Regions from separate parts of the Homo sapiens genome. Here region 2 is linked to region 1. Evidence: chromatin loops called from intact Hi-C (ENCODE). Cell type or tissue: IMR-90. All regions are shown on one strand. Each heading gives the region's core, and the rest is flanking DNA. Links, peaks and the distances in the headings are about the cores only. Region 1 has its middle 15 kb from the start of RESF1. Region 2 overlaps LINC02422 (long intergenic non-protein coding RNA 2422).

Region 1 (5,376 bases), core at 230-5,229:
AGAGAAAAATTCATTGAAGGATTTAGGATTATTTTAAGAATTTATAGGATGGAGGCCTGGTGCAGTGGCTCACGCCTGTAATCCCAGCACTTTGGGAGGCCAAAATGGGTGGATCACGGGGTCAGGAGTTCAAGACTAGCCTGGCCAATATGGTGAAACCCCATCTCTATTAAAAATACAAAAATTAGCAGGGCGTGGTGGCACATGCCTGTAGTCTCAGCTACTCAGGAGGCTGAGGCAGAAGAATCGCTTGAACCCGGGAGGCGGAGGTTGCAGTGAGCCAAGATCATGCCACTGCACTCCAGCCTGGGCGACAGAGCAAGACTCCATCTCAAAAAAAGAAAAAAGAATTTATAGGATGGATACTGTAATCTCTATCCATGAGTTTATCTCCTTACAGAATTCAGAGATGATGAAACTCTTATATAATTAATGGATCTTCTCTTATGCTCTCCAGATAGAAGATCTTGAAGAATTTTTATTTTATATATATATTTTTAAGAGACAGGATTACACCATGTTGCCCAATCTGGTCTCAAACTCCTGGGCTCAAGCTGTCCTGCCTCAGCCACCCAAAGTGCAGGGATTACAGGTGTGAGCCACGGTGCCCGGCCAAATCTTGAAGAATTAGGGACATAACTTCTCAAAGGATAAATCCAGTTTTGTTTTGTTTTGTTTTTGAGATGGATTCTCACTCTGTCGCCCAGGCTGGAGTGCAGTGGCATGATCTTGGCTCACTGCAACCTCCGCTTCCCGGGCTCAAGTGATTCTCCTGCCTCAGCCTCCCAAGTAGCTGGGATTATAGTCGCCTGTGACTGCGCCTGGCTAATTTTTGTATTTTTAGTAGAGATGGGGTTTCACCGTCTTGGCCAGGCTGGTCTTGAACTCCTGACCTCGTGATCTACCCACCTCGACCTCCCGAGGTGCTGGGATTACAGGTGTGAGCCACTGTGCCCGGCCATAAATCCAGTTTTATCAGACTAAAGTGAATTATCTTGATCATGACATCATCATGCAAAAGGGAAAATCTCTTTTCCTTCAGAGAAAGGAAGCTCTTTATGATTTTACCTGGCCAATTACCAGAACATAATTTAGAGAATTTCTTGGACTCGTGATATTGTAGACACTGGATTCTGAATTTGTCTATACTGGCTCCCCCTTTCTATAATCAAAACTAGTTGACACACCTGAGTTCTTGTCCCAAATAAACTCACTACCCTTGAATTCCCTAATTGTTATAAACTCTACTTTCTATTTGTGTATAAAAAATCAGGAGAAATTTTAGAGGTGTTAACAGCATGATGGACATCAAAGACCCGTTTCTTGTTACATCTTCTCATTTGGCCCCGTAGCAGTTGCCTACCCTCTTTGGGTACTTACAGCTGCAAAGTTAACTAAAGCCACTGAAGACTTAATCTTAGTAGCTTCACTTAACCTCATTGTCATGCCATTCAGACCTTATTGTTCTTTTACTTTTTAGAGATGGAGCCTTGCTATGTTGCCCAGGCTGGTCTTGAACTCCTGGGCTCAGCAAACCTTCCATCTCAGCCTCCTGCATAGCTGGGACTACAGGCAAAAGCCACTGTGCCCAGCTCAGCCCTCATTCTTGAATGAAAACACCACTTTTCTGCCTCTAGATTTGAGGCAGGAAAATAGGGTCTAGAGGCAGGGAACCTAAGGCCGATTGCTGACTGGATATCAGAGACTACTCCCTTTACAACCCCTCCTTTTTCTGCATGGCAGTTGAAAAATGAAGGTACAGCCAGGTGCGGTGGCTCACACCTGTAATCCCAACACTTTGGGAGGCTGAAGCTGGCGGATCACCTGAGGTTGGGAGTTTGAGACCAGCCTGACCAACATGGAGAAACCCCGTCTCTACTAAAAAGGCAAAATTAGCCGGGCATGGTGGTGCATGCCTGTAATCCCAGCTACTCAGGAGGCTGAGGCAGGAGAATGGCTTGAACCTGGGAGGTGGATGTTGCAGTGAGCTAAGATGTCACCATTGCACTCCAGCCTGGGCAACAAGAGCAAAACTCCCTCTCAAAAAAAAAAAAAAAAAAAAAAAAGGAAACGTGAAGGTACTTCTGATTGGTCCCCTCCCGCATCCTATCAGACTGGTTCTTGGCCACTACTTTATTTGCATAGAACCAACGGGAAACCTCTAGAGGGTATTTAAACCCCAGAAAATTCTGTAACCGATACTGTGAACCACTTGCTGGAGATGGCTCCAACCCTGGGGAGTGTACTTTCATTTAAAATAAATCTCTGCTTTCACTGTCTTGCTTTGTGTGTTTGTCCAATTCTTTGTTTAAAATGCCAAGAACTGGGACAGCTACCCTCAACTGGTAACATATTTTGGTGAGCCAGCCAGGAGGTAAGCCCAAAGTTTGGGATTTATTTTTCTCTTTTTCCTCTTTCTCTTTCTCTCTTCCTTTCCAATTTGGGATCCTTGGTGGACAGCGCCTAAGCATGGAGGCAACAGCATGTTTCTGGCCAGGGCCACTCTCCAGTGAAACTGAAAGGTTTCCATGTGGAAGCGCCTGACCGCCACCAACTGGCTTGAGACCAAGTCCTTTACTTTTTCGGTCTTTCAGCGGCCATTTTCTAGTAGACTGTTGGTAATTGAAGGCAACTGGCTGGGGCCAGTCTCTGGTGTAACCTGAAGGCCAAGGAGTGAATGGGGATGGCTGCCTTGCCTGGAACGGGGAAGGACTCTTTTCTATCTTTTCTGGTTATAGTCCCTGATCCCTATGTGTGACGTAATTGGCAGTGGAAGCTCACCCGGGGCTAACTCATACATGTTTCAGGTGACTTAAACCTTCTTTCCTTATGCTGAATTCTTTCCTTCCCTACTCGACTGGCTAAGGACAAGTCAGAGGGCTTGGGCATGTTGTAGATGGTCTGTGTGAGTCATGGGGGTGGATTCATAAGAGGGAATTTATATACAATTTAATCTTGCCTAAATGTAGAGAGTTAAATAATTGTTTTAAGTGGGATAGGAAAAAAAATCCAAAGGTTTGACTACAAATTAATTCTAGAAGTCAAGGCCTTCATCCAGGGACAAGAGGGAAAGCTCATAGTGGGCCATCAGTGGTGGAGGGAACCATTCCAAAGTGGTGCTAGCACCCATGTGAGTTTAGCGACATCTGACAGGCTAAGATGGGGCCCTTAAGGGTATGCCCCCTGGGAACCCCAATCAGGGGCCAGAATTTTTCCAGGGGGATACCCCAGCTAAAATTTCGGTTACTTAATGAGCCCTCAACTTTTCAAAGTTCTCTTCTCTTTTCTAGACCACTATGGGCAACTCTCCATCAATTCCACCTGATTCCCCACTTGGCTGCATCCTCTGGGATTGAAATCAATTTGACCCTGACAATCTAAAGAGAAAACGTATGATTTTTGTTTCTCCAATACTGTTTGTCCCCATTATAAGCTCCCCAGCCTGGAACAATGGGTGGTCAATAGTAGCCTTAATTATGACACCATCCTGCAATTAGACCTGTTTTTTAAAAGGCAGGGCAAATGGTCAGAAATCCCATATGTATAGGCCTTCATGGCCCTATACCAAAACCTAATAATTCCCCCACAGGGAAGTCCAAAGGCAGAACTAGATATTATAGATGACCCCCTTTTACAAGGGCCACCTGTCTCTCAGGGTGAACAGCAACTGCCTCCATATAGCCGCTTGCCAAGTGTTCCTGAGGCTAAAACCCAAACACTGGGGACCCTACTCAGTCCCCCTCACACTCGGAGGGGAACAGCACATTCAACTCTCCCTCCAGCCCTGCTACCCCTTAGGAAGTAGCAGAAGCCAAGGGGCCAGTCCTAGTGCAGGTCCCCTTCTCTATAACTAATATACAATAACATAAGGGAAAGTGAGGAAGCTGTTCTGAGAATCCCAGGAAATTCATAGATGGGCTCCAGACTTTGACCTTAGCCTTTGATCTCTCATGGAGGGACGCTCAATTCATTCTAGCAATCTGTTACACCTCCTTTGAAAAGGAACACATCCTTGAGGCTGCCCGCCAGGAAGCAGACAATTTATTTGCCCGAAACCCTCAGGGCAATCACCCAGGACCAGACACAGTCCCTACTACTGATCCTAACTGGGACTATAACACACCCATGGGAATGAACAACTGGGCTAAATTTCTTTAGGCTCTCCTTGGAGGAATGAGAAAGGGAATAACTAAAGCAGTAAATTATGATAAAGTAAGGGAGGTTACACAGGGAAAGGAGGAAAATTCAGCCATGTTTCATGGCAGGCTGGAGGAAGCTTTTAACAAATACACTAATCTGGACCCTTCTTCTCCCAAAGGCAAAATAGGAATGGCACAGCATTTCATTAGCCAATCTGCCCCAGCCGTTAGACATAAGCTCCAAAAACTACAGATGGGGCCACAAACTAATCAAAATCAGCTTCTTGATACCACCTTTATGGTTTATAACAATCGTGACCTGGTGGAAGGAAAAAGGGAGCAAAATAAAACGGCAAGCAGGCTGGGCACAGTGGATCACACCCGTAATTCCAGCACTTTGGGAGGCCGAGGCAGGCGGATCACCTGAGGTTGGGAGTTCAAGACCAGCCTGACCGACATGGAGTAACCCCGTCTCTACTAAAAATACAAAATTAGCTAAGCCTGCTGGCACATGCCTGTAATCTCAGCTACTCAGGAGACTGAGGCAGGAGAATCACTTGAACCCAGGAGGCGGAGGTTGCGGTGAGCCAAGATTGTGCCATTGCACTCCAGCCTGGGCAAGAAAAGTGAAACTCTGTCTCAAAAAAAAAAAAAAAAAGAAAAGAAAAGAAAAATGGCAAGCCAAAATTATGGAAGCCATCATTGGCGATGCTGTGAATGCCCAAAGAGTGTCCAAAGGAAACCAGAAGAGCCATAAGGATAATGCCAGCAAGGGCTCTTGCTTCAAATGCAAGAAAGCTGGGCATTGTGCAAAGAATTGTACTAAGCATATGCCAGGCCCTTGCCAAAAACGTGAGGGTACTGGTTATGACCCCTGGCACTGGAGGATTGACTGCCCCAGTTCCCACTGAGGGGCTCAGTCAGTCAAAGCTCTAGCAGTACAAAAGGAGGAATTAGATGAGGAGCCCCGGGTAACTCTGGCTGTGATGGGCCCCCAAATTCAGTTTCTTTTTGATACAGGAGCAAATTAGTCTGTCCTTACTGCTTGTGCAGGAAAACCTTCCTCCCAGTCAATGAGTGTTATGGGAATGGAAGGAAGGCCACAAACAAGCTTCTTCACTCCTCCTTTGATTTGTCAATTTGAGAAACAATTTTTCCAACAGGAATTTCTAGTAGTACCAAGCTGCCCAGTCCTCCTGTTGGGAAGAGATATTATGGTTAAAATAGGGGCACTACT
Region 2 (5,376 bases), core at 207-5,206, 69 kb after region 1:
AGTCCTTCTAAGCCTCTGCCTAATCTCACCAAGACGGAACATGATTTTCCTATTTGCTGGATCTGTGTCTCCCAATTGCAATTCCTGAGACCCAGATTAAAATGCATTTTCTTTTGTTTGCCACTCCACAGTGTTGGTTTTACTTCTTATTAGTTGGCTGGCTCAAAAGTCCAAAAAGGCTTCACTCAATGCGTGGAGCCCCAGTGGTCCTCCACGTGGCCTTTCTCTCTCCATGTAGTCTCTTCTCTTCCAGTTGTCTTGGCTGAGCTTCTTCAAAGCATAGCATCTAGCTTCCTGAAACAAAAATGGAAGCTTCCAGGCCCCTGAAAATTTAAGCCTAGAACAGGAACATAAAACACAACTATACTGGGAATAAAACCTTTCCATCACTAAATTAGGTTCAAGTGGTGGTGGGGGGAGGAAGTGGGCCTGCAAATTTCCTGACATTAGACAGTTTAACTAGAGGGAAAAAGAACATGCTTTATATTCATACATGTGACAGCATTAGAAAGCAGTAGCTTGCTGAACAGCTAGGGGTAAGGGTATATTACAACAACAATTTAATAGGCAGAAGGAGCGGGAAAGCTAGAGCTTCTGTGGGAAGTACAAATGGGCTTTTAGGGAAACCAATGGCAGGTATTACAGTTTATGATAATGTTTGTTTATGCAATTTCTCACCCAGGTGCTAACAGTCAGGCTCCTTCCTGGCTGGAAGCTCCCCCAGAGAGGGGATTTATGGCAGCTTCATTCTCCAAAGGCCCTGCCTATAGTCAGATAAGGGAAGCTCAGAAGAGGCTTCTTTCTGCATCTATAACTTGAATGTCTTAAAAGAATCATTGTACCATAGGGTGGGTTGTGATTCCCTTTAACTTCCACCTCATTCTGTTTATTAGTCAAGGGAAGTCGCAAAACCAGACGGAATTCAAGGGAAGGAAACCGACTCCGCCTCTGATGGCTGCAACAGTATGCACATTCAGGGAGGAAAGGAATTAGCAGTGGTCATCTTTCTGGACCATCTACCACAGTGGCTAAAGTTAACACCTAGAAAGGAAGGTCGTGTTTTCAGCTTCTTTGACTGCTGCTCCAGGTGTCAAACCCTGAAGGGTGAGCTGACGCTAAAGACTGAGTGGTTATTTTTTCCAGAAGAGGAGAAAGATTGAAAATGTGGCCGGCCGATTCTCCCTGATGATCACACAGACAGACCTGCATGACAGTCAAACAGACAGGCCTGCATAGCACCCCAGTTACACAGACGAATTTCCCCAGAGCTGCCTTAACATTGAGCAAATAGTTAAACCTAGGGAAATTGGTGCCCAGACAGCAAAGCTAGAAATGAAACATATGGTCAGTAGGAGCCTTGCGTGGGCTTCTCCCTAACCTGGAGCAAACCAAAATAATAGAGACAGTCTTTCATTCCTAGTGCCAGGACCCGTCTCGGGTCAACGAAATCTGAGACAGTCAAGGTAACAGAGGCAGCTGTTCGAATAGATTCATTGGAGAGTCTAAGGCAGCCCTCCAGACCAAGCTGTAAAGCAGATAAGATAGAAATAATCACTCTGGTACCACAGTAGACAGGCCTTGTAGGTACTGGGCCGCTCACAGCTTAATCCGACTTAGAAAGCATTTTTGCCTCTGACCTTCTAGTTGAAACAAAATTAGTTACCAGTAGACTTAGGCAAATGCTACACTGCACACAGGCGCATAACCCCAACCTATATAAACACTAAGACAATTGTTGACACTTTGAGTTGGCCTGGTGGAATTATCTCCAGCCTTCTGCCTGTATCTGGTTACAGCAATAAATTCCCTTCTTTCCTAGTCTGTCTGCTTCTCGTTATTGGGCCTCAAGAAAATGCAGCCGGACCCGGCTTGGTTCCGGGAACAAAAATGCATATTTTAGGTAGGATGTAATTACAGGGATTGACAATCAAACACATACAACATACTGAAACCATGGACTATGTGTAGCATTAGACAGAAACAGGAAGCACCCAGGATAGGGAAATGGCTGCTTCCTGGAGTCTCTCCACTGCCACTCACCACTGCCACACTGGCTGCTCAGATATGTGGTTAAGAAGCCAAGGCTCACGTGCCCAAGAGTGTTCTGCCCAGGAGGGGAAAAATTCTTTTTCCTTCTACTCATTTTAGATTTACAGGCTGGGCCCTGTAAATTAGATTGACAAAAGACAGATTAACAAGATAAAAACGTTTTTATTTTATTTTATTTATTTTTTATTTTTTTATTTGTATTATTATTATTTTTTGAGACGGAGTTTCGCTCTTGTTGTCCAGGCTGGAGTGCAATGGTGCCATCTCAGCTCACCGCAACCTCCGCCTCTCAGGTTCAAGTGATTCTCCTGCCTCAGCCTCCCGAGTAGCTGGGACTACAGGCATGCGTCACCATGACCAGCTAATTTTGTATTTTTAGTAGAGATGGGGTTTCTCCATGTTGGTCAGGCTGGTCTCGAACTCCCAACCTCAGGTGATCCGCCCGCCTCGGCCTCCCAAAGTGTTGGCATTACAGGCGTGAGCCACCGTGCCCGGCCAAGAAAAAGTTTATTTTTATTTATTTATTTATTTATTTTTGAGACGGAGTCTTGCTCTGTCACCCAGGCTGGAGTGCAGTGCAGTGGCCCCATCTCAGCTCACTGCAAGCTCTGCCTTCTGGGTTCACACCATTCTCCTGCCTCAGCCTCCCAAGTAGCTGGGACTACAGGCGCCCGCCACCACGCCCAGCTAATTTTTTTCGTATTTTTAGTAGAGACGGGGTTTCACCTTGTTAGCCAGGATGGTCTCGATCTCCTGACCTCGTGATCCGCACGCCTTGGCCTCCCAAAGTGCTGGATTACAGGCGTGAGCCACCGCGCCTGGCCGAAAAAGTTTTTTAACATGTGCTGCCTGTATACACATGGGAGCATTCAGTGATGAGTAACTAAAAAGGGTGGCTAGAACTGGGGCTTGTCCAGCATCTTAACAAAATGATGAAGGGAAACAGTGACGGGTTAGTCAAAGCACATAAAATGGAGTCGGGAGGCCATTTCGGTTTGGACCTCAGGCCTGTCTTTTTAAAAAAAAAATTAAATTAATTATTTATTTATAGAGACAAGGTCCTACTACGTTGCCCAGGCTGGTTTAGAACTCCTGGGCTCAAGCAATCCCCCTACCTCTGCCTCCCAAAGTGCCAGGATTACAGGCATGAGTCACGGCGCCCAGCCACCCCACGCATGTCTTAAGCAGAGAACTTCCTGGCTAAACAACTGCCAAAACATCTGTGACTGCTTCCTGCTGAGCTGGGAAGTCCCCAGGAACAGGCCACCTTTTAAACAATTACAGCCTGTCTCCTGACTCCAAGACTGCTTTAGATACGATCACACTGATCATAATAGTTGAAAAACAACTTTTTTTTCCCTTCCCTTTCCTCCTTGCCTTTCCTCACCTCTTCCTTCCTCTCTTTCCCACCACCTCCCTTCCCTCTCCCCACGTTCTCACCCCCTCCCTACCTCATCTCCTATTGTCTTTCAGTATTGATGGAGCTGACATCTGACGGTGTGGGAGGCCTATGTGGATCCCAAGCCCTTGGTCCCTTGAAAAGTACAGCCTGAATCTTCATCCTGCCCCCCCACTGCAGCCCAGCCTGCAATGTCACTTATAAAGCAAACTCAACTTTGGTGTCTCCTCCTTCTCTTGTAGCTGTCACCACAGGTCTGGGTCCAACAGACCCTCTTGGCATCTGGTGGGCAGGGGAGGAGCCACTTGACTTCAAGAAGGTGTGTGAGCCACTGTCCACCTTCAGCATCCAGTCTCAGCCTGTGGAAGTCCTTAAGTTCTTTTTCTTTCCAGGCCCTGGGCTGAGGTGGTTAGTGAAGGAGAAACTGGAGAGACAGCAACTGCTTTGCTCTCGCCTCCCCTTCCCTTGCCAGGTCACACTGTGCTTTCACTCACCCAGTACCTGGTATTCTAGTGCCTGCCTTTCCAACCTCCCAGCTGACCCCAGGCCTGTTTATCTGCAGGATGAGAATGCTCCCATCTGCCCTGCATCTCCTGTGCTTCCTGGAAGATTTAGAGGAGCTTGGAAATGTTAGGTGCCGTGGACTTTTAAAGTTCCATTTTGCAAATGGGAAACCCACCTCCCCAAAGCCCCAGACCTAGCGAAAAACAACTTTTCTAGTCGCCCCTTTCCTGATTCATCCTTTTTTTCTTTTAAGGCCCGAGTCTCTTTTTTGATTTCTGGAGCACTTCTCAAGGTAACCTGGAAGTGTTTTCAGACTGCAGTCACTCACATTTGGCTCAGATAAATTATTTGACGTTTAAACCATGCCTCAGTTTTTTCTAGCTTCATAAGAAAGAACATTTGTAGAGAAATGATAATACAAAGGAAAACGACTTTAAGTTTCTAGGGTGATAAATTGTGGGAAAGTAAATATGTTTAAATGGGGGAACTAATAGATGGTAAGAGCTAGTTAATGAAGTTTGAAATGTAGATTCCTCTGGTGTCATCTCTGGGCTGATAAGAATCTACAGTTGTCTCCAGTGATTAACTTTGGTCCTTCCTGGTAGAAAGGGAAGGGCAGACACCTTTAAAAATTTTTGTCCTGGTGAACCAGGCGTGGTGGCTCACGCCTGTAATCCCAGCACTTTGGGAGGCCGAGGCGGGTGGATCACGAGGTCGGGAGATCGAGACCATCCTGGTTAACACAGTGAAACTCCCTCTCTACTAAAAATACAAAAAACAAAATTAGCTGGACATGGTGGCGGGCGCCTGTAGTCTCAGCTACGTGGGAGGCTGAGGCAGGAGAATGGCGTGAACCTGGGAGGTGGAGCTTGCAGTGAGCCGAGATTGCGCCCCTGCATTCCAGCCTGGGCGACAGAGCGAGACTCTGTCTCAAAAAAAAAAATTTGTGTCCTGGCTGGCGTGATGGCTCATGCCTGTAATCCTAGCACTTTGGGAGGCAGAGGTGGGAGGATTGCTTGAGCTCAGGAGGTTGAGGCTGCAGGGAGCCATGTTTACACCACTGCACTCCAGCCTGGTGACAGTGCGAGACCCTGTGTCAAAAAACAAACAAACAAACAAAAATTATGTCCTGCTTTTAGGCAAATATGGAGGGCAGGCAGAGAAGTTTTCTTGTATCTGCATCTGCTTCTGATACGGACAGGGGACAGGGAAAATACTGGTTAGAAGAGGGTGGATCCCTGGCAAAGACCTCACCTTCAAGCCTGAAGACCTGCGGCCCTAAATGAGGACAGGCATTCCTGTTTTCAAGACAAAGAGGTTGCCTTTTGTCCCTCCACACCCTCTATCCTGCCCCCACGTAAACCGCAAACCCCAAGCTCCACAGCAGAGCAGCAGGTGAGTAGAGGAGGATACCAGCAGATGGA

What was found. Hi-C counts contacts between places; a loop is a spot of excess contacts. Peaks named below come from ENCODE experiments on the same cell type or tissue, not always from the same donor. Only the 100,000 strongest peaks of a DNase experiment are listed, where the experiment ranks them.
Region 2: a loop joins it to region 1, with 2.2 times the contacts of the local background. A loop is called at or near these places in 16 of 110 quality-filtered maps.

Annotation. Positions count from the first base shown.
Region 1 is chr12:31,941,976-31,947,351 of GRCh38, reverse strand. No RefSeq gene overlaps it. Among named protein-coding and RNA genes, the nearest start is that of RESF1, 15 kb to the left of the region's middle. In IMR-90, for the core only: no CTCF peak of the experiment used is centred there; no DNase peak of the experiment used is centred there.
Region 2 is chr12:31,873,411-31,878,786 of GRCh38, reverse strand. LINC02422 (long intergenic non-protein coding RNA 2422) reads left to right here. Exons shown (of 2, transcript NR_135029.1): 2 at 894-1,818. Among named protein-coding and RNA genes, the nearest start is that of LINC02422, 11 kb to the left of the region's middle. RefSeq lists an enhancer at 3,078-3,372. In IMR-90, for the core only: no CTCF peak of the experiment used is centred there; a DNase peak (open chromatin) is centred at 3,236.